Regions from separate parts of the Homo sapiens genome. Here regions 1 and 2 are each linked to region 3. The links are chromatin loops, found by intact Hi-C in ENCODE. Cell type or tissue: endothelial cell of umbilical vein. All regions are shown on one strand. Region 1 has its middle 330 kb from the start of KCNH7. Region 2 has its middle 320 kb from the start of KCNH7. Region 3 overlaps GRB14 (growth factor receptor bound protein 14).

Region 1 (8,000 bases), 1.4 Mb after region 3:
CCCATAGCAATGAATTTGCAGAGTCCACAAATGTTGGAAATAAACAAATAGTTACTCTTGGAGGCCAGATTTTAACTTATTTGTTTTAAATTATTATGCCCAAAGAAGTTCTGAAAATATTTTAACTTAGAACAAATGTGAAAAATAATTTTTAATATCTAAGTTTGAGAAAATTTTCACCAAACAGAAATCAAATTTGTATTGGTGTTTTTGAATATTTGCTGCATCAGCTTAGAGAACACAGGCATCTGTCTACAGCAAATGCAGTCTTCTCTGAAAGTTCTCAGGAAAAACAATCAAGAACACAATAGAAAGGAGAACAGATGTACAGTCCTTCAAGCCTCTGGTTGGCTTAGCTTGGTTTCAGGTCCTGGGAAATGGAGAGAATGTTGATTTGCCTGGTTGATATAGATCAAAGGGACAAGCAGAGTTCCTTACCCAGTTGCTCATGCCCGAGTAAACACTTCTGGTTCCTTGGAGCAGAAGCAAGCAGACAACAAATAGATCAGTTGTCTCCTAGAAACTGTAGAGTTAGAATTTTTACCTTGTTTTTGAGAAAACTTGAGAACAAAGCAAGTTTTGCAGCATGCAGGAAAAGAATACAGACTTAGAAATAGACAGTTGTGGATATTTCTCTAAGGGTCCCCTTTCAGTGCGTGGGCAGTTAACATTCTAAGGAGCTTCTGTTCTTTGTGTAGCACCTGCTTTCCTATTGCCTTCTAAAAACTATGTCCACACATATGAGACTAAAACTTTCCACTCTTGGGTGTCTCCTATGTGGACTGGAGGTGAGATTTGGTGTTCCTATGTTTCCTGCCCAGCCACCTCCCCGAGTACCGCTCCCACATACACCCCTCACCACTCATCTACTGTTTTCACCTTCGTAACTGTCTCCAGTATCTCAGTCACCATGAACTCTTGCCATAAGGGAACTGTTGGGGCAGCTGGTGGGGACAAACTGTACCGCCTAACTCTTCTATCCTTTGCTCCTCAGGGACACTTCAATTAGAAAAGGTATGCTCTATGTGCCTAAAACTGCTCCTATGGAGACAACTCTAGAAATGTTTGAAACATATGCAAATATGTCACTCCTCTCCCTCTCTGAAGCCAACCCTCATTTTCTTCCAGCTTTGGTGTCTGCACAGTCCCACACGAGCCAAGCCCGGCTTGCAGGGTCAAGCTGTCTTTTCATAGTGGGAAAAAGCTGATGAAAATCCTTCACACAGAGGTGTTAAGAGCTTAATGATGAACACTCCCGTGAGTATCTTCATTTTGAAAGAGACTGCCTGGAGAGGTTATTGATTTACACAGAGAAATAGATTTCTAATCCTGGAATTTCATCAGGAGAAGGGAAGAAATTCACTTGGGTGAGGAACAAAATCATTTTTTTGGAATAACTTCAGAAATTAAGCAGAAGCAGACATCTAATTTATCCTCTGGTAAGGTGTCCCCAATTATGGCAGTGCCTTTGACTCATAAGAAGTTATAACCTTTGATAGAGAATATGAAGGAGAAGAGAAAGGAACCAGTGGAGAAGGAAAACTAGAGATATATACTAAGTACCGCTTTACAGCAGAATAATGGGAATAAAATTCTACAATGCCTACCCCTGTAAGGAAATGCATTTCTAGGCAATATTTGGATTAGTTTGGCATAGTTCTTTAAAAGTGGAGTTTGGCAACTGAACTATATTAAAATTAATATGTCTTAGCACAACATAAAAATAAAAAAAAACACTAAGCTGCAGCATTAATATAATCAACTATGGCATCCATCCTTCTCTTCAGTGTACGTCTATGGATTGTGAAATTTTAAGAAATCTCATCTATCATGGACTATGACTCAAACAAAACAAAACAAAACCCAGAACAAACTAGGACAAGATTAGATCACTGTCATTGCATATCAAAATGTCTTGAAAAACTAGCCACCTCATATCCAGATGAACAACTACAGGATGAATAAACAAGCAATAAAATGATGATACTTATTTCAGATAATGATAGTAATGGTCACACAGCACTATTCTAAGTCCTTACATTATCAGGACAATTCTATGAGGTACATGCTAATAGCATTTTAGAGATAAGGAAAAGGAGGCACAGAAAATTGATGGAGTTACCCAGGGCTCTATAATTAGCAAGAGGCAGAGCCAGTACAAGGAAACATTTAGTGTATTCTGAGGCTATGTATATTAGCATTTCAATGGAAGTTTGTCCTCAACATTTGCTGGGCTTTTGAATCCGTCTTTAATCCATTCCTTGTTTCAGTGCTGTGGTAGTTCCTGATGACACAGCCCAAACAGTGACATACCCTCACAATATTGGCAAATCCTGCAAAATAATACTTCAGAGGGACAAAGGACCAGTTGATTTTGGTATTTAAACTAATGGAAGATGATTGCTTAAACAAATAAATAAATTGCTATTTTTTAACATTAAACAATGGTAACCACACTACTCAAAATTCTTGGTTTTGAAGTTTGGAAGACACGCTGGAGATAAACTTATTCTTCATCTAAGTAAACAATTTTTCAAAAAGTAGCTTTAAGTGGCAGGAACCATTGTGTCATTTAGTGATTTTTGGTATAGTTAAACTTAATCCAGGTTACTGAGATGGCTGATTTTAAATGGGCAATTTTGCCACTTTTTGTTGTTGTTAACTTTCATCCTTTTGATGAACTGTAACTTTTACCTGGACATTCCAGAATCATCATTTTTCTTCAGTGAGAATAAACACTGGACCCTTAGGTAGCTGTTCCCTCTTTCCTGTATCCCTTCCCATCTTTATTGTTATCCTTCACCGAAGAAGGAAAGCCTAAGCTTGTTGTTTAGGGATAAGTAATTATTTTCTTTTCTTTATTTTGTTTTTCTTGAGTGTTTCATTTCCAGGACCAAAAAAAAAAAAAAAATTACGGGTTAAGATGCTTAGTTACTAAATGTTTGACTTCTTTTCCTACAGTCAACTCCATAGTTCTAGAATTATTTATTGATTTTACTCATTATATTTAGTATAAAATTGCTTATAGATAAGATATATACATAGACTTATATTGACATAATTGTATGAACGTATGTGTATCTGTGTATGTGTCTGTGTGTGTATGTATATATTTACCCCTTCTCCTGGCACCTATCCTAGGCCTAGTGCTACCTGTGATGCATTAAAGAGCCTAGATTTTGAAGTCAAAGTTAGCTCCAATTCCTAGTGGATGGGTACCTTGATACAAGTTATTTGTCCTCTTGACATTCTTGTTTCTTCTTATGAATATTAATAATAATAGTAATTATTTTTCATAGCTGTTTTAAGGATAACATATTTGTGTGATTGTGTAAGGAGTCTAGCACCATGCTTGGCATGTAAGTGATTAATAAATGTTACTTTTATTATATTTGCCTGGCCTATAGTAGGTGGTTAAAAATATTTTACTAGTGTTATTATTATCTATATCTTACTAGTCCCCATGTGTCTCACTACTATAGCAATATTGCTTTATAACTACCAACAAACAACTCCATTTTTTAAATAGACAATATGTAATATACTTGTGAGGATTATGCAAGATGATCCATATATAGCTGTTGCATAAGGTCCTCAATAAGTATGTATATTGTTATGGCTTTGGTTGTCAACATAATTGTTGTACAAAGCTTGCTCTGAACATTTTTTCCCTAGCTGCTCTAGCTTCTTAATTAGGCTTCGATCTTCATTTCTAAGAAAAATATAAAACCACTTATGATGTAGAAATCTGCCTATATTTTCATTTGTGGCTTTGGCCAGGTCATTTATCATCCATAAGGCTCAGTTTCTCAATCCTGGAATGAAGTTTCTAAATGAGGTCTTGAAAGTACTTTTCATCAATTTCATGCAGAAGTCATTTTCTTGAATCTGCTGTGTGAGTGAAAGCCATCAGACAACCACCATTGGCCACAAAAGCATGTGATCAGTGCTTTCATTTAAAACTCTAAAGGGAAATAATCCAATATGTAAACTTGTAAGATAGGCACATAATACTTGAAAGTCAAATACTAAATATTCCTACTTTAAATACAGTTCTTTTTTTTTGAGACGGAGTCTTGCTGTTTCCCAGGCTGGAGTGCAGTGGCGCAATCTCGGCTCACTGCAAGCTCCGCCTCCCGGGTTCACGCCATTCTCCTGCCTCAGCCTCCCGAGTAGCTGGGACTACAGGCACCCGCCACCATTTAAATACAGTTTTTAAACTACTATATTTTACCTATTTCTTAATTTGGCCTCCTGGTACAAAATCAAGATAAAGGACAGTGCATATATTACTTAGAGAGTGAGAATCTCAGTGTAAGTCATTTGTTTTGTTAATGTCATTGCAAATTTTTACAGTGTCAGCCTAGACCTTATTATGTGAAACCACAGAGAATCACGGACATAATCTGATCAGCCTTAATGCAATATAGTTTTGTCAAAAAATCTATTTGTCGAGTAAAAGGCATTGCGTTAGTTCTTTTAATATATGGTGTATAGTGACACCTATAGGAGACTGTGTGTAATGAATGGCATTCATTTAAAATAGGGATTCTATGGGTGTGGTAAGCTTTTAGTGTGAGGAAAGTGCATTCAATGGAAACAGGAAAATATAAATTCAGCATTAACACTTAAAGTGTGTAAGCTCTCCCTTAAGAATTAAAGATGCCTGGAATATATTCCATAATAGAAATAGCTTCAAATGACTGGGAAAATTGATGGAGAAGAGAACAATTTCCATGGTAACAATATAATGGGAATTTCTTTTTTTTAAGGAAGAGTAAAGTAAAAAACAGAAATATAAAGTGAGTGCCACAAAGGAGACTACACCTGGCAGCAAGTGATAGGGTAGAAATAGCTCTTTTTTTCAAATATCTGAGTAAAACACTATTTAATTCTCTGTATCAGTAACAATCATAAAACAATTGTGGTTATAATTATAGTTACATCTTGTGCTATGCCATATCAATTATATTTCCCAACTAACATCATTGTGTCACAGACATGCCTGAAAAGCTGAGGCCACATAGCATGGAGAGAAGAGCTGTGGACTGGTTGTGAGAGGTGTGATTGCAAATCCCAGGGCTGCTAAACTATGGTCTACCGACCATAGTTATTTTATCCACAGAATGAGAAGGGATGACAAGGTAATTTCAAAAGCCAAATCCAGTTCTAAATTTTCCAACTATAAATTTAAATTAGTGATGACTTTTTCTTTTTTAATGATTCCATGATTAGTGGTTAACTTGATGTGCAACCTTTTACAAAGCACTTAACCTCTCTGTGCAATGGTTTTCTAACTTTTAATTGCAGTGCGTGGACTAGATGATCTCTAAATTGTCACCTCTAAAATATTATTATTCTAAAATACTGTACATCATATTCCTAACACTAGTTTGATCCCTGAGTGAGTTAAAATTCTACCTTTGGGTGGTATTACGAGAATCAGTGAAATCCCAAGCATATGAGTAAAAGGGCTACTTATATCTAATATGGATTTATCTCTAAACATATTTGTATGAGCTGCAAGAGTATATTTGGGTTCTTTAAAATCTATACACCCACAGTACCTCTACTGTTGTTTGGTTTGTTATTGAGGACAGCAACAGAAAATGTGTGTCTCCCCAGGGGTCATCTCCCCAACCTCACTCCATGGCATTCAACATACGAAGTGATCTAAATTTTTGAGTTCAACTCCCTGTTTCCTCCAAAAGCCTTTGTAGCTTAAGCTGAGCCTCATTAAGGGACTGCCTAAGGTTTTAAAACATAATTAAATAAGTATTTCCTATACTTGTTCTGGAAAGAGACTTTTTAGTATAGCAAATCTATATTCAAACTTCATTATACACATTCAGAAGAAAGCTACAGGTTACTAGGATTTCTTCATATTCAACAAAAGAGAAGCTTTTTCCTGATGTTTTGTCTTGAAGCCAAGCTTACAATCCTCTTAGTAGTAAAGTAAAGACCAGTTTTATTGGGTACATACCATATGCCAAGAATGATGTTAAAACTTCAGGTGCGGAATTTCATTTAATCTTTATAATCCACTGAAAGATTTATAATCTTTTCATAAATGAAGAGAATACAACCTTAAAAGTTTAACTTATTAAGTTTAAAACTGAATTAAAGTATATTGAACTCAGACTTGGTCTGTCTCTCGGTGTGTGTGTGTGTGTGTGTGTGTGTATACAGCACACACATATGTACATACACAGGTCTAGTTTAATTGGTTCCTATCATCATTATTAAAGGTTCATCTTTCTTATCTACTTGTATTATGAGCTCATAGTCAATGGCATATTTAGAATCTGAATATTAGAAGAGTGTAGTTAAGTTTAGAGCTAACAAATAGTTTTATTTTCTATTGCTCCCATGTTATTTCAAAGCAAATTCTTAGCATCACAGCATTTCATCCGTGCAGATTTCAGAATATGTGACTAAAATATAAGGAATTTTGTATAATGCTATAACAATACATTTATCACATGTACTCCAAAAACAATAATTTCAGTGAAATATTCAATCAATGTTTTTTGAAATACAATTGAAAGTTAGAAATTATTTTGAACTAAATTAAATTTAAAATATTATATATCAAAACTTTTGGGGAACAGCTAAAATAGCCCTGAGATAAAATCAATTCAATTCAACATATCATCAGAGAAAAGAAGAAATATAGGATCATCTCTACAGATGCAGAGAAAATTAATAAAATTTGACACCCGTTTATAATAAAAATTCTTTGCAAGTGAGGAATGCAAAAGAACTTTCTTAATCTGATAAAGAATGCCTTTTAAAAGCTACATCTTTAAAAAATATTATAATTAAAATAATATAATTAAATTAATATAATTATAATTATATAATTAATGATAAATTTATTGAAAGATTTTCCATAGAGATCAAGAACAAGAGAAGGATGCACGCTATCACTGCCTGCAGAAAACATTGTACTAAAATCCCAGCAACTAAAGAAATCAAGAAAAAAAAGAAAGAGAAAAAGAAACAAAAAAGAAGTCAAGGACAAAAAGACATTAGTTCACAAAGCATGAAATTAGTTTTGCAGATGGCATCTTTGTGTATGCAGAACATCCAGACTCTTTGGCAGGGTAGTATATGTAGCAAAGTAACTATATATAAGGTAAATATACAAAAATTAATTGCATTTCTAAATGCTAGCAATAAGCATATGGGAAGTGAAAATTTGTCAATAATATAAAAAAGTGAAACAAGGAAAAATTCAGTTAAAGTATGCAAGACATCGAACCTACACATATTAACAAGATAAATTAAAGAAGTTCTATATAGATGGAGAGATATCTGATGCTCACGGATTGGAACTCTATCAACTCTCATATATCAACTCTCATATATCAACTATTTCCAACTTGTTCCATGGATAAAAGCCATTTCCAATAAAAAATACAGAATTGTGTGTGTGTGTGTGTGTGTGTGTGTAAAACTGACAGGTTGCTTCTACATTTCTACAAAAACTCAAAGGCAATTAAAAAACGACCATATTGTATCAGATATTAAGATAAGCCCTTTTTACAAAGCAATGATAATTAAAATACTGGGAAATTGATGCAAAGATAGATAAACGCTGAATAGAACAAAAAGAAGTGCAAAACACATTTGTTTATTTATGATTTTAAGAAAATGACTTTGCAGAGAACTGGGGAAAAAGTGGTCTTTTCAATAAAACTGTGCTGGGAAATGGAATATCCACAGAAGGAAGAAAAAGGAATTTTGCTGTCTACCTTAAAATGTACACACACACCCACACACACACACACATATTCCAGGTGGATCATAAATCTAATTGTGAAGGGTGAAAAATATAATATTGTTTGAAAGAAACAGGATTACATACAACATTACATACAGTAATGCTTAAATATGTCCACTAATAGACAAATAATGTTTGTAGCAGTCCTATAGGTAGTAGCCCAAAAAATGAAGAAATCTAGTTGTCTATCCATGGTAAAGTGTGCAAATATTTT
Region 2 (8,000 bases), 1.4 Mb after region 3:
ATCAATGAGGTTCTGTTTTTCAAGAAATGTAACAGGTTGTCATTTAATCAATTAATCCTAAGATCTGAACTGTTCATTTTCTGAGCCCTTTATTTTAGCTAACTTTTGTGGTTAAAAAATTTTTTTATTACCAAATAAACACTTTTGAAAAAAACAGGACTGGAAAATGTGTCACTGAGTACTATTATCAGAAGCTCCTTATTTGCTTCCTGTTAAGGTCATGGTGCTCTGAAAACTCTTTTTGTTGTTGTCATTCAAATTAACTAACCCTCTTTTTTTTCTTAAACCTTTGGTAATGGTATTTGTTATGCTATGTTACATCTTATATTTTTACAGATACAGGAAGTACAAAGACCACACATTCTGGAAAATATTTAATAGAAGTCAAGTTAAATAATTGTGTTCTTTTTAGTAAAGGCAGTTAATGAAATGAATAACCAATGACCACCTATTATTTATTCCTTACATACATCAACTTACATATTAGAAAAGGATCTTTTTCAAAGCACATGAAATATTTTTTAATAAGTAAGATATAAAGATGACTGCCTTTGAAACACTGCTAAAATATGTCAAAATAGTTAAAGAATTTATCAGATAAAAATAGACCATTGAATAGAACAGTAGTGAATAAAGACTAAAATTTAGTTGTGGAGTAAGGAACTGAGAGAGAAAAATATACAGTTATGTGCTGCATAATGACATTTTGGTCAATGATGAACTGCATATATGATGATTGTCCCATAAAATTATAATGGAGCTGAAAAAAATCCTATTACCTACCAAAACTATAGCCTTAGTAAAGTTGTAGTACAATGCATTACTCAATTGTTTGTGTTGATACTGAGGTAAACAAACCTACTGAGCTGACAGTCATTTAAGAGTATAGCAATACAATTATGTACAGTAGATAACACTGATAATAATAATAAACTTTGTTACTGGTTTATGCACTTACTATACTATACTTTTTATTGTTATTTTAGTGTGCACTCCTTCTATTTATATAACAATGGTTAATGGTAGAATAGCCTCATGCAGGTTCTTCAGGAAGTATTCTAGAAGAAGGCATTGTTATCATAAGAGATGAGAGCTCCATGCCTGTTATTTCCCCTGAGGACCTTCCAATGGGACAAGGTATGGGGGTGAAAGACAGTGACATTGATAATTCTACTCCTGTGTAGGCTAATATGTATGTTTTTGCCTTCAACTTTAAGAAGAAAAGTTTTAAAAAGTAAAAAATTTAAAGATTAAAAATTTTTAAATTAGAAAATATTGTTTTGTACAGCTAAACAATGGGTTTGTGTTTTAACCTAAGCATTCCTATAAGGGTTGAAATGTTTTTTAAAAAGATAAAAAATTTACAGACCAAAAAAGTTACAGTAAACTAAGTTTAACTTACTAAAGAAATAATTTTTAAAATAAATTTAGTGTAGCCTAATATAAATGTAGTGTTTATAAAGTCTATAGTAGTGTATACTAATATCCTGTTTCTTCACATTCACTCACCATGACTCACTGACTCATCCAGAGCAACTTCCAGTTCTTTCAGCTCCATTCATAATAAGTACCTTATATAGATATACCACTTTTTATCTTTTATGCAATATTTTCACTGTACTTTTTCTATGTTTAGTTACACAAATGCTGTTGTGTTAAATGGCCTAATCATTATAGTAACCTGCTTTACAGATTTGTAGCCTAGGTATAATAGGCTATATCACACAGCCTAGGTATGTGGTAGACTATAACATCTAGGTTTATATAAGAATACTTTTATGGTATTTGCATGATGATAAAATTGTATGCACTTCCAAGAATGTATTCACATCATTAAGCAATGCATGTTTGCAGTTGCTTCAGACATTTCTTCTGTTTCTTTCTCTTTTTCTTCTTTTTTTGGTATTCCCACTTTGTGCATGTTACGCCTTTTGTTGCCCCACAGTTTGGATATTTCTGTTCCGATTTTTTCATTCTTTTCTCTCTCTCTCTCTCTTTTTTTTTTTTTTTTTTTTCAGTTTTCGGAGTTCTGTTGATATATCCTCAAACCCAGAGATTCTTTTCTCAGTCATGGCCGGTCTACTAATGAACCCATCAAAAGCATTCTTCTTTCTGTTACAATGTTTTTGACCTCTTGCATTTCTTTTTATTCTTTCTTAGAGTTTTCATTCCTGTTTATATTACTCAACTGTTCTTGCAGGTTGTCTACTTATTCCATGAGATCCTTTAGCATATTAGTCACAGTTGTTTTATAACTATGGTCTGATAATTCCAACCTCTCTGCCATAGCTAGGTCTGATTCTGACGGTTGCTCTGCCTTGCTTCAAACTGTGGTTTTTGCCTTTGAGTATGCCTTGTAATTTTTTGTCAAAAGGTAGACAGGATGTATTGGGTAAAAGTAACCCTGGTGAACAGACCTTTAGTGATGTACTGGTAAGGTGTGCAGGGAGGGGAAGCATTTTTTGAGTCTGTCTTTTGGCAAGCCTGTGCCCCTTGGCCACGCATTTCACAAGCGCTCTTAGCTTGTTTTGGTAGCACAGGATTGCTACAGGGGGGCTGGAGTTGGATATTTCTCTTTCACCATGTTAGTTAGCCACAATGTTTGGGCTCTGATAAAATAGTTTCTCCTGAGGCCAGGCCTTATTAAGGAGAACTGAATGCTCTGAGGTGTTTCGAAGTGGTTGTTTTCCCCTTCTCCTTCTAGAAGCCCGAGAGGGTTTTGCTCTGATCTTCACAGTGAGACCTGGTAGAGTTAAAACTCATAAAAGTATGACCTCCCCCACTGTACTAGTCTGTTCTCACATAGCTATAAAGAACTACCTGAGACTGGGTAATTTATGAAGAAAAGAGGTTTAATTGGCTCACTTTTCCACAGGCTATACAGGAAGCATGGCTGCAGAGGCCTCAGGAAACACAATTATGGCAGAAGGCAAAGGAGAAGCAGGCTTGTCTTCACAGGGCCAGAGCAGAAGGAAGATGAGAGATGGGGGGAGGTGAGACACACTTTTAAACTATGAGATCTCATAATAGATAACTCACTCACTATCACAAGAATAGCACCAAATGGGAAATTAGCCCCCATGATCCAATCACTTCCCACCAGGCCCCACCTACAACTTTGGAGATTACCATTTGACATGAGATTTGGGCGGGGACACAGACCCAAACCATATCACCCACCTTCCCATGACCGGGTCCTTCTGGAGCACTTATCTCTCAGGCTCTCTACTTCAGGCTTCCAAAGCAACTTACCAATTACAGTTCAGGTTTTCCTACCCCAGTACTTGTTCTAGGGGAGGATTCTGCTTATGGCCATTAAGTTGTGATTTTCTCTTTGTACTTATCTTGCTAATTTTGGAGGGTAGTAGTTTGTTCTGTAATCAAACTTCTCTGATGGATCTAAAATGAGTTGTTGATTTCTTTAGTCTGTTCAGCTTTTTATATGTTAGGATGCAGTAATGACTTGTAAGCTCCTTATGCACCAGAACAGAACCTGGAAATTCTAAATCTATAAGCTTTATTTTTTTTTCTTACATCTGACTTTGTAATAGAATTTAACTAGTCTCTTGAAATTAGTTGGATATTCCATCATCCTTTTTTGCATCTTCTGTTTGCTGGAACAAGTTTATAAAGAGTGATAAGTAGTAAGTATGCGTTCCTTAAATGTTTGGTAAAAAGTACCTGCAAAATAGTCAGGGTCTGGGGTCTTACGCAATTTTTAAATATTGTTCCAGGTTATATTTCCATATAACTTAATTAAATTATTTGAGATTTTTTTGTTTTTTGTGTGCTCAGCCATCATAAATCATTTTTAGTACCATACAGACACACACACACAGACACACTCACACAAAACCTCTGGGGCTTTGCACTTGTTTTTTCTCTTTTTGGAGTACTCTTCTTTTCATATATTTTGCCAGCTAACTCTTACTATTCATTAATTTTCTTTGATACTTTGCCTGCAATCAATAGCTTCTACCAGATGGTAGTGGTCATATATTATAGAGAACCATGCCTTGCAGAAAGCCTTGACCTCAGTCAGATCAGATTTGTATGCTATATAGAATCCTTCTCTTTTCTCAAGGCTCTTATCACACAATATTGTCATTCCCTGTAGACTCATCAGTATGTTCCACTAGTTCATAATCTCCTTGAAGGCAAGAGTTGTATCACCTCTTGATTCCTAATAGATTGACATATTAAGTCCTTAAAGTATTTGTAAAATAAAACATTCTGTACAACTAACTAGGTTACGGTGTTAAAGGGCAAGTGGTTGTTTTCTCCATACCTTTGCTTGATATTGACATTTGTGAAATTTTAATTGTTCAGTGTACACTTTAAGCAGATAACCACTACCATCTGGTGGCAATTACATGAATTACAGTCAATAACCTCAGAGTATATTTCAAGCAGGTAGTTCTCACTTCGGGGAATGGGAAACCAGACCAGCGGAGAGGTGGGTGACAAATGTGTTTCTCAAGTACTTAAAAGGTCAAAGTTAGCTCACTATTTTCAAAACATTATGGGCATATTCAGTGATAACTCCATAATCACATATTTTATTTGCAAGCACATGGTTCAAATATTCTTTAAAGATATTTTATTAAATAGACATTTATTTTGTTGTATTTTTCAACTGTATTGACTTTTTATCATTATGAAATCTCTTTTTTAATCTCTAGTTATTCTCCTTAAGTTTTACTTTAATATTAATAGAGCTACACTACTTTCTTTCAATTATTTTTTACATGGTATATCTTTTTCTATCAATCATTTTACTTTGAACTGATCTGTATCCTTATATTTGTAGTTTGTGACTATCCCTCTACCTGCTTCACTGGCTCCGTCTTATGTGTCAGGCAGTCTTCTAGAAGTGGTCATACTTATCTTCTCTAAGGCCATTCAAGACTGTTACTTTGCAATGCCAATGGGCCTCCAGTAGATACCTCTTGTCTTCATCAATGGGTGACATCATGCTCTCCTAGTTTAATACTAAGCTGTGACACTCAAGGATGTATATACCTTGGGCAAATGGGATGCTCTTTTTGTTCTGCATGTGGACTCTTGCTTATCCTCCCTGCTTGTGGCCGTGTGGGAAAGGTAACAGCATGGTCAGCATTGAGAGACATCAAATTCTAGGAATGCAGTGACTATAATCTACTGTATCATGAGGACTATGTAGGTGGAAGATGTGTAGTTTATGCTATAAAATTCCAATAGGACACTTAACATGACTAGAAAATAATTGTTCATATTTTCCTGAATACTCTGGGAAATTGTCAGTAATGCTTAGCTATAATTTTTAGAGAGCCACTGAATACTAGCATTCATTTGCAGCATAATGAATGATGTACCATCATAAGTAGTAATGTGACCAGCATTAAGTCAATGGTATTAAGATTTTGCAGAGGCAAGATACTGTTTTAATACAAACAGATTCTAAAAAGCCACAACATTGTGGTTAATAACAATAATGTCCTCTATTTTCTGAAGGTGGAAAATATGAAATTAGCCTGTATGGTCATTTGACAACTCACACAAAATAATTCATGAACCTGAATAGAAGGAGATGGTGTTTGGATACCATAAAAAATAATTGTATGCACTAACTGGAAAATAAATAAATTGATAAGTGCCTAATTTCTGTCCACTATTAAAAACCATCTTTATGATAAGTCTCTATGCCTAATATAAACCCATGAGTATTATAAGGCATTTTAAAATCATGTTGCAGATATAGAAAGGACCCTGTATCAAATATTTGCCTGATGTCCTGCTGACCGTAGAGGTGGCCCTGTTTCTAGGCATCTCTAATTAGATAGCAGGGAATTGTTTAGAAGAAGGATTATAGAGGGGAAATATACCTAATTAATCAAGATATAATTAAATGGAATACATTGGAAATTGTCCTGAGAGTGAGAGCTGTGATGTATACACACACTGATGATCCATAAATTAAAGGGAAGTACAAATTAGAACTTTAGCAAAGGGATAGCTTGAACACAGACCTCTGGTTTCCAGATCTTTTGAGTTTTCTTTCTAGGGTGATGCAATATAACATTCCAGAAAAGGCAAAACTATGAGGATGAAAAATGATCCATAAATTATAGTGCCAATCTACCATATCCAAAAAAATACTCTGGATTAAAAGAAAACTGAAACAGAACAGAGATTTCAAAGTAGATGGTGACCAAAAGAAGATACAAATTTTATAAGCCTTCAATTAGTCTATCTACCTGACTACCTATCCATCTAAAATAACTAAACTTTTGAAATAAACTTTAAGAATTTTTTAGATATTCGAGTCAATATTAAAAAAATATATATTGATAGAAGCCTGAAATAAAAATTTTACATTGTCTCAACAAAACACAACATGGTTGGTTAATGTGAGTGTTGAAATTGATATAATTCATATTAGATAGTATTAAAATGATAAAAAGGAATCAGATCTCTTTTTTGTTAATGTGGAGGAAACAGAGGATATGTTTTAAAATAAGAAAAGCACCCTGTTTTATGGCTGAAACCATGGAGGGTGTCAAAGAGAAGGAGGAGGTTCCTGCTGTGCCAGAAACCCTTAAGAAAAAGCAATGGGATTTCGTAGAGCTGAAGATCAAGCACCTGAGAAAGAATTTTGCCCAAAAGATGCTTCAAAAGGCAAGGAGGAAGCTTATTTGTGAAAAAAGAGAAGCACTATTACAAGGAATATAGACAGATGTACAGCACAGAAATTCGATAGGTAGGATGGCAAGAAAAGGTGGCAACTTCTCGGCCGGGCACAGTGGCTCACACCTGTAATCCCAGCACTTTGGGAGGCCGAGGCGGGCGGATCACGAGGTCAGGAGATCGAGACCATCCTGGCAAACACGGTGAAAGCCCGTCTCTACTAAAAATACAAAAAATTAGCCGGGCGTGGTGGCAGGCGCCTCTAGTCCCAAATACTCGGGAGGCTGAGGCAGGAGAATGGCGTGAACCTGGGAGGCGGAGCTTGCAGTGAGCCGAGATCGCGCCACTGCACTCCAGCCTGGGCAACAGAGCGAGACTCCGTCTAAAAAAAAAAAAAAAAAAAAAGGTGGCAACTTCTATGTACCTGCATGCAGAACCCAAAACGATGTTTGTCATCAGGATCGGAGGTATCAGTGATGTGAGCCCAAAGATCCGAAAGGTGTTGCAGCTTCTTCACCTTCATCAAATCTTCAGTGGAACCTTTATGAAGCTCAACAAGGCTTCGTTTAACATTCTGAGGATTGTAGGACCATATATTACATGGGGGTACCCAAATCTGAAGTCAGTAAATGAACTTATCTACAAGGATGGTTATTGCAAAATCAATAAGAAGCAAATTGCTTTGACAGGTAACACTGATTGCTCGATCTCTTGGCATCATCTTCATGGAGGATCTGATTCATGAGATCTATACTGTTGGAAAATGCTTTAAGAAGCAGACAACTTCCTGTGGCCCTTCAAATTATCCTCTCCATGAGGTGGAATGAAAAAAAAAAAAAAGACAGCTTATTTAGTAGAAAGTGATGATCCTGGCAACAGGGAGGAACAGATCAACAGGCTTATCAGAAGAATGAACTAAGGTGTCTACCACGATTATTTTTCTAATCTGGTGAGTTAATAAAACAGTACCTGCTCTCAGATTGAAAAAAAAAAAAGCAAGTGAGAAAAAAATGATCCATTTTTGTTAAAACAAACAAACAAACCAAAATTCTGTATATGTATATACACTTATACGATTTTGTGTGGGCATAGGCTAAGAGAAAATACAAAGGCTACTAACATTGGTTTAATTATGTTTGTATGGAAAGAGGAAAGTAATTAGGGAGAGCTAATAAATTGGTTATATTTCTTTGCATTATTTCTCTCATTACAGTGGTTGTGTAATATTGAATTAACATTTCAATGAGAAAAGTGTTAATTAACAAATGGGTATTTATTACTGTAGAACAGCATTCTAAATCATTTGTTGGCATCTGCAAGGTACTGTGTTAGAG
Region 3 (8,000 bases):
TTGCTTGGCTGTAGACAGGTGCATGTTCAGTTCTACTAGGTATTGCCAAATTGCTCTCCAAAGTGGTTGTGCCCACCAGCACTATATGCGTCTCCATTTCCACACTTTCTCATCAACAGCTGGTATTTTCAGAATTTAAAGTTTTTGCCAATGTGGTGAGTGTAATGAGATTTAATTACTGTGTTCATTTGCATTACCTTGATTATTTGTAAGGTTGAGCATCTTTTTATTTGCTTCTGTCCATTCTTACTTCTTCTTTGTGAATTACCTGTATTATTCTGTTGCATTGTTTGCATTTTTTAAAATGACTTGTAAGAATCCTTTATATGGTATTGATAGCTATCTTTTTGCAACTGTAAACATTGCAATTATCTTTTCTCAGTAATTGTGACTTGCTTTAACTTTGTTTATAGTGTTTCTTATGATACAGAATATTTTTGTTTTAATTTAGTTAAATCTAGTTTTGTACTTTTGTGTGTCTTATTTAAGAATTTTTCCCTCTCTGTCCTGAATATTTTTTCGTCGAGTTAATATATATATATTTTTTTTTTGAGGTGGTGTCTCACTCTGTCACCCAGGTTAGATTGCAGTGGCTCGACCTTGGCTCACTGCAACCTCTGCCTCCAGGTTCAAGTGACTCTCCTGCCTCAGACTCCAGAGTAGCTGGGATTACAGGTGCCCACCACCACACCCAGCTAATTTTTGTATTTTTAGCAGAGACGGGGTTTCACTATGTTGGCCAGGCTGGTCTCGAACTCCTGACCTCAGGTGATCCTCCTGCCTCAGCCTCCTAAAGTGCTAGGATTACTGGTGTGAGCCACCGCACCCGGCCTCATGTAGTCATTTTTATGTTTTACTTTACACACTTGGGTTTTTGACATAGCACAATTTATTTTTTTAGGATAGGAATTTGATTTTTTATCCAATGACCATCCATTCATACTAGCACCACTTATTAATCATCTTTTCTTTTCCCAAAGCTTTTTAACATTTTTTCATCATGTATTAAGTTCCCCTTTTCATAGGTGGAAGCAATAATGCTAAATGGCTAATCAAATTATCTTACTCCTAAAACCATTCCATGAATACCCCTCACTCTTCAGATACTGATTTAAATGGGACCCTGAGGTACTATACAGCTGGACCACCTCTCTAATCATGCCTCTAATCCTTTCCATCTCATACTCTGTGCTTTGACCACACTTAATTTTTTTTTAGTTTTGTACAATGTCTTTCTTTTTCTTACCTGACTTTGGTCTTTACATGAGATAGATGTTCAATCTTCCTGCATATCTCTTTTCCTTAATCTTTAAATAGCTAGCTTCAAATAACATATCTTTGAAGACTCAGCTGCAAGAGTCTTCTCTTCCCATAATAGATATATGTTAGGTGCCCTGCTTAGGGATAATCTACCAGGTCAATTACATTACATTATTAGTGTTCCACAATCCAGGAATCTCTGGGGGCAATAGGGATCAGTTGGCTTGGATTCTGGATTCTAGCCTTGTGCCGGGCACATACTAAGTCTTCTGTATATACTTGCTGAATGAACTGAAGTTTCAGATAACACTCTCACCTAGAGTAGGATTCATTTTTAAAATCTTTGTTAGATGATCATCTGTATAATCTCCTCTTGAGCATTTTCAATGATAGTGAGCTCATTAGCTTATAATCAATAAAATCCTTTTATAATGCTTTCTTATGAAGTACGTGTAAACCAAGTTTGTCTGTAATTGTAAGGAAAAAAATAATTGCACATTTTTTTCAGGATATTGTCTCCATCCCTATGTAAATCTCAATTTTGACCTATTATTCCAGCATGTCAAGATATTATTGAATTTTGGTAATTTCAGTAATCATCTCTCTCATCATTTCCTTATATGTTCATAGGTATAGAAGATGTTAGTGTCTTCATTCAAGAGTTAAAAGAAAGACTGTATTACTTGATTAAAATTACAGAGATAGGAAGTGGCAGAGGCAAGGTTTGCAGACTCCTAATCTCCCTTCCCCTCCCCTCCCTTCCCTTCCCTTCCCTTCTCTTCCCTTCTCTTCCCTTCCCTCCTTTCCTTTTTTTTTTTTTAAATTTAAAAATACATTTGGAGACACACAAAAAGTGTTTTGTTTTATAAATAGGCCAGGCCTATACTATGGATAATATTGCAGAGTAGAATTCCAAAGGTGGGCGTCTCTGATACATTACTCTTACATGGTATAACCAGTGTGCCTGAAGGGAGCAGAACCGGTTTTAGATTTATATAAAGTTTCCTTTCACTGAATGTTACCTTGGACTTGATTAGTTTATTTCTAGATATGTAAAATTATAATAATTAAACAAAATTTAAATATAAAAATATTTTTTACTTCTTTGGGAAAAACAGTTCTTCAAAACTGTTAAGATTGTATCCTGAATTGTGAAGGTCTGCAGTTGTAAAGTAGTGTGATTTATTTTCTCTTTCACTGGCTTATAAGGGTGCATATATCGTACCTTTATATTAATGATGACACAGTTTCTAAGATAATTTCAAATATGTTATTTTTATTCTTTTAATATCTGAATGTAATAAATGGAATCCTTAGTTTTGTCCTAGTTTTGCAGATGGAAAAACACAGGGTCAAAGATCAAGGGTTAAATATACAGATTATGCCTGAGAGAGCCAGGACTTGAACCCAGATTTTCAGATTTCAATCCCAGCCCTGCCTATCTAACACAAAATTCACAGGTAGAATTCTATTTAGAAACTACGTTCAAAATACCTTCTCTGTGCTTTCAGTATTGTAGATGTTTATATAGTGAAAACAATAAAAAGAGTTGTCCTTTACACCACCCATGAAACCAACCTTAATATGTTCTGATCTCCCTCTACCTCCATAGTGTTTTTCTTATGGTATCGGTATACTGCCTTTATGAAATATCAAAAATCCTTTGTATTATTGTTTCAGAAAATGTCAGAAATCATTGTCGTTATTATTATTATTATTATTTTCAATTTATAAGATTTTGAATGACTTTCAGAAACTGCTAGGGAAATTGGATCATTCTAAGATCAGGATGTATTCTTACTGAAAGAGTTTAGCTGTACTCTGGGGTGTTAAAATTAACTTTCATTGACAGATCCTTGTCTGGGATTTAACTGAGATTTAAGTCAGTAAAAATTCTGCCCTGTGGCCTAGAGAACAATTGGACAAAGTAGATGAAGTGGAGAGGAATGTATTTTCTCAACCTTTTTTTTTTCCATTGGAAAGAACCCAGGTCACTTGCAGAGACGGTAGAGATTTGGCAATGGACTGGTCCTGCTGTTGTGTGGTCACTATTAGCAAGCCAAATACTCATCATTATAATAAATGTGGGGCTATAAATATCAGTGCAGAGAATACTGGGTCTTAAAAGCATGGAATCAAAAATGATTTAAGTATTTAGAGATTGAATTAAATTCCATTTAAAAAAAGAAATTAATAAATCTTTATTTTACTTGTCAATATAATTATCCTTCCATCTTAGAAAAGTTGTTTTACATGTAATGCTTTAGGATGGCAATTCTCAAACCCCAGTGGGCATATCACATGCTTAGAGTATTTGATACAAGTGCAGATCCCTGGGTCTCATCCTTGGACACTCTATTTCCATAGGCTGAAACATTAAAACCTTTAACAAGTACCTGCCGGGAGATTCTTATAATTCTGGGGCAGCTTGACTCTATACCACTTTTGAAGAAACCCTGATATAATCTGATTGAATCAGGGTTTGAAATAATGACATTTCTCCTACAGAAGGAGTGGTCAATCAATACAGGAGGAGCTATTACTCATACATCCACATGCTTTATATATGTGAAGTTCTATAATTTTTTAAAGGATAACCATTGTCTACATCTGTTTGCTTCATCTCAAAGGTATTAGAAATTGCTTGAATTTTAAATTGCATTGCTTTTAAAATTAAAGTATATTTATTGTTTAACAAACAACCTCTATGGCAACGGGAATTGCCCTTTCTCTATGACTCCTAAAGTGGTTGCTGAAGTAGATCACACAGGGGGGCGCTGTTTAAATATGTTTTGTCTGTGGATAGTTCCAAATCCATACAGCAGAGGGTGCATGCTTTAAATGACACAAGGAACCTGTGACCTGATTGTTTTAGTTTGAATTATTCTAGGTTGCATTATCAATTTAATTTAGACTATTAAAGAAATATGACTTGCTGAAACTTATTTAAGTAAGGATCATGTGAAGTTTTTATAAGTTAATAATTTAGACATGTATTCAAATTATTCTGGTTTCTTCGTGTTTTCGCATTACATTATAAACAGTGGCTCTAAGTAGCATCTCTTCTATGTTGGGTCTTTTCTTTTTTAGTCATAAGAATTAAGATTCTGATATGCAAAAGTGCTAGTTGATTATAAATCTACAACAGACAGATATCTTCTACAGATGATTTGTTGTGTAATATTTTATAGTGTTTTGCCTGAGAATTGAAGATATATGTCATTCACATCATAATATGCTATTTTTCCTCCTTCCTTCCAGACTTAGTGCATATGCAAATACTTTCTTTAAAACTTGTTCTTTTTAGGTAGCATTTTCCCATATATGCTTCTATCAATTCTCTATTAGTTACAGTAGAATAAATAAACTTGAGCTTGGTTAATCAGAAAAGCACTGCCTACTTTGTCATTCTTTTTGTCAAACTGTGAAGTTTTCTGAAGGTAGCGACTGTTCCTTATTCTTTTTTATCTCTTCAGTTTCTGCTATGAAACATTGGATAGAGTAATGAGTGTCACTGCTGGTGTCAGTTCCTAGATATAGTCTGTGGTGGATTAAAGATGGTTGTAAATTCTTTACTACATTTCTCATTGAGAGAGGAAATCTATGTCCTATCCTCTTGGAAGGCTCTGATTATTTTACCCATACGATACTTTGGCAGTGATAGTGTGACCATTTCTGGTCCAAGGCTTTGATTGGCTTTGATTCCATTTCCTGTTTCTTAGAATACTCTCTTTGGGAACCCTGAGCTACCTTATCTGAGCCCTCTCTGACTATATCGAGGCACCGTGCTGGAGAAGCCATGTGTAGATTCAGCTGCTCCCATCTTTTCAGCCATCTCTGCCAAGGTTTTAGACACGATGGTAAAGCAAGGTTGGATGGTCTAGACTAGCTCCTACACCAGCTGCGTGCCTTTTAGGGAAAGTGACCTTCACTGACACCATGTAGAACAGAAGAATTGCCTAGATAAACCCTTCTCTCCAATTCCACAAAGTCATGAGATGTAACGTAAGCGTTATTGTTTTAAGACACTGTTTTGGAGCAGTTTGTTAGTGTGATAATAAGAGATCCATAACACAGGCTAAGTTCTGGAGAGAAAAGTAGATGGTGGCAACTGGAAGGAAACTTGGAGAACATCTTATTTAACCACATCCATTTATAGGGAAAAACTGTTTTCCAGAGAGATGAAGTGGCATGCTCAAGGTCATCTAGATGGCTATGGTCACTGTTAGGACTCTTATCTGACTTTGTTGCCCTTGCCTTTAGAACATCCTGTAAGATCGTTGAATTTTTTACTTTAAAACTAGTAAGCGAAGACCAATAAATATAGCCTAGAGACACCTGAAGACCTCCTACCATGCCAGAAAGAACTTTGCAGTCTCAAAAATACCAGGTTCCAGGAATACCCTGCCCAACAATTTTGTCCTATGTAAACGATTATAAAAAGTTACATTCCAGTGTAATTGTACATTTAATTTAACATTCAAATATAGTAAAAGATACTAGAAAAATAATCATGTGCACAGATGTATGCTATCATATGTAAACAATCACAACATTTAGGCAATTTGTATGCCAAAAATTCTGTGGTAAATTTGGGAGCTTGGAATGCATTTTCCCATAGAAACAATGCTATTCAAAATTCAATTTAATACCTAACATACCTAAAGTATAGTACTTGAAGTTATCACCATAATTATCAGATTTCTTTGAGGAAATGCTTTCTGAATGCCAACTTGTTATCTACGGACCCATCAGTCCAACCCTTCCCTTTATTTGGCTTTGGCAGAAGGACTTCCTGTTTGTTGAGCAATGGAGGATAGCACCGTATATCTTGCTCTCAGGACCAGCTTGCAGAAGATGTCTTCTTAGGCTTCAGGATGAAGGGAGAGAAGGTTCTAGGGTCTCAATGCAGTGAGAGAATGTCCTCTGCTTGGTGAAGAAACAGCATGGTTCAGGACTTCTTGTTGGTTAAATTTCTTAGTTCAAGTCAGCTCTTGGTGATTCCCCTCCGCTCCCTATTTTAAGTATCCTAGGGACTGGTTTACTTGCTTTCCTTTCTATCTGCCCAACAGCTTCCTCTTTCCAAGGTATCAATTTTGAAACTCATTAGAGAACAGGATGAAGTATTTCCATTTTTCCCTATGTTCCTGTTTCTAAAACTAAGAAAGTGTTTTTATTTTTTGCTTCTCTTTCCTTGTCTCCTCCCACTTCTCCTCCTCCTTCTTCCTCTCTCTCACTCCTTTCTTCCTTCTGTCTCCCTCTCCTCCTCCTCCTGTCCTTGCATCCCTCCCTCCATTCTTTTTCTCCCTGCCTTTCTTCTTCTCTACCCATTGTCTTATTTTTCTTAAAATCAACCCAGCTTCTTTAATGGTTCGAGAATTGTTAGCTAGTATAGTTAATTAAATTCCTCAGTTTATTTTTAGATTTAGGGAAAGTGAGTGGCATTGCTCTGTATCTTTGTTGCTTGTATAAATAAGACAAATTGTAAGTGTTCCTACTAGATTATAGGCATTTGAAAGGAGGGGCTACATCTAATTTTTCTTTATAATCCCTATCACATAATTTTGAAATGCTTAGCAGTATTTATTGTGCAAATTAAATATTATAGCTACAGCTTCTTTTTATTAATATATATCTGCACTATGAAAGAGGGTGAAATGCACTGAAAATTATTTTGACATCCTGTAAATCCTTGCACATTGCCTGTGTTTCTAGTTTGTATATTGTATATGGTAAGTGTATGTGAGGTTATAAAGTCAAATTTTGCTGTTGATTTTCTCTTTTAGCTTTATTTTTCACTTTTACTGATCGTGTTTCACTGAATTCACTTTCACTGATATTCATGATGCTGAGGAATTTTCTTCTTGGGATACAACCAAACAGTGGAACTGTGTAATGTTATGGATTGATGTGGTCAATTAACTAGTCATAAATAGGATATCTGACATTTAATCCTTCCGTTCCTTAGAGTTAGATTAAATAAATGAAGGTTTTGTAGATTATTTCAAGGATTAAAGACTAGATCTAGGAATCATTTTTTTTTTAAAGCTGGTTTTTTGATGACAAATGAACTATAGTTCTTTACTCAAACAGAATCATTTGCACAGTGAGTGACGGTTCCAGCTTTCCCCAAGGATAAGACAAAAATTGTGGTGAAAAAGTTCAAGGTAATGTTTGAGTTTATTGTTTGCTTGAGCCTGATTTGAAGTGTAAAAATAAGATGCTAACAAGTCCCAAGTTGAAGAACATATTATTCCACAAAATGTTTTCTTTGTGTATTTATCAGTATTTTACTGTAGCCATTCTAAACTATTTGCTATTTTTATCTTCTTAGACCAAATGTACTTTAAGTAATTCCTCAAGTCATCAAGAGGGAAAACACAGCTATGAGAGAATCCTACATAGTAATTTTAAAATAAGATTAGAATAACATGTAAGGAAACTTTTTAAAAAGGACTTTGGTTTTTAGTCCTTTCTCTCTCTGTCCTTTATTTTTGAGAAAGCTGGCATCTTAATGACTTGAGGGATAATTACTTGTTTCTCATGTTAGGGTTCAGGATTGCTCTGATTTTCCTTGGTGCACAAATATTTTAGGAACAATATTTCAAAAGACAAAACAACCCTTACTGCTTTATTGATGCTTGGTTCATTTCTGTTACGTATTTAAAAAGTAGCTGGTTATGTTACTTCTATCACTGTATGGTCACTTGTGTTTGGGAAAGACTTATTTGTGATTGTAT

The links. Hi-C counts contacts between places; a loop is a spot of excess contacts. Peaks named below come from ENCODE experiments on the same cell type or tissue, not always from the same donor. Only the 100,000 strongest peaks of a DNase experiment are listed, where the experiment ranks them.
Region 1: it touches region 3 in a loop (10-fold over the local background); 9 of 110 quality-filtered maps call a loop at or near these places.
Region 2: it touches region 3 in a loop (7-fold over the local background); 7 of 110 quality-filtered maps call a loop at or near these places.

What each region holds. Positions count from the first base shown.
Region 1 is chr2:163,166,190-163,174,189 of GRCh38, reverse strand. No RefSeq gene overlaps it. Among named protein-coding and RNA genes, the nearest start is that of KCNH7, 330 kb to the right of the region's middle. In endothelial cell of umbilical vein, a CTCF peak has its summit at 4,504; no DNase peak of the experiment used is centred here.
Region 2 is chr2:163,151,836-163,159,835 of GRCh38, reverse strand. It overlaps the pseudogene RPL7P61. Among named protein-coding and RNA genes, the nearest start is that of KCNH7, 320 kb to the right of the region's middle. In endothelial cell of umbilical vein, a CTCF peak has its summit at 4,363 (motif pointing left); DNase peaks (open chromatin) are centred at 1,105, 1,535 and 4,315; H3K27ac peaks cover 630 bases.
Region 3 is chr2:164,596,214-164,604,213 of GRCh38, reverse strand. All of the region lies in intron 2 of GRB14 (growth factor receptor bound protein 14), which reads left to right. Among named protein-coding and RNA genes, the nearest start is that of GRB14, 21 kb to the left of the region's middle. In endothelial cell of umbilical vein, a CTCF peak has its summit at 4,023; a DNase peak (open chromatin) is centred at 4,063; H3K27ac peaks cover 286 bases.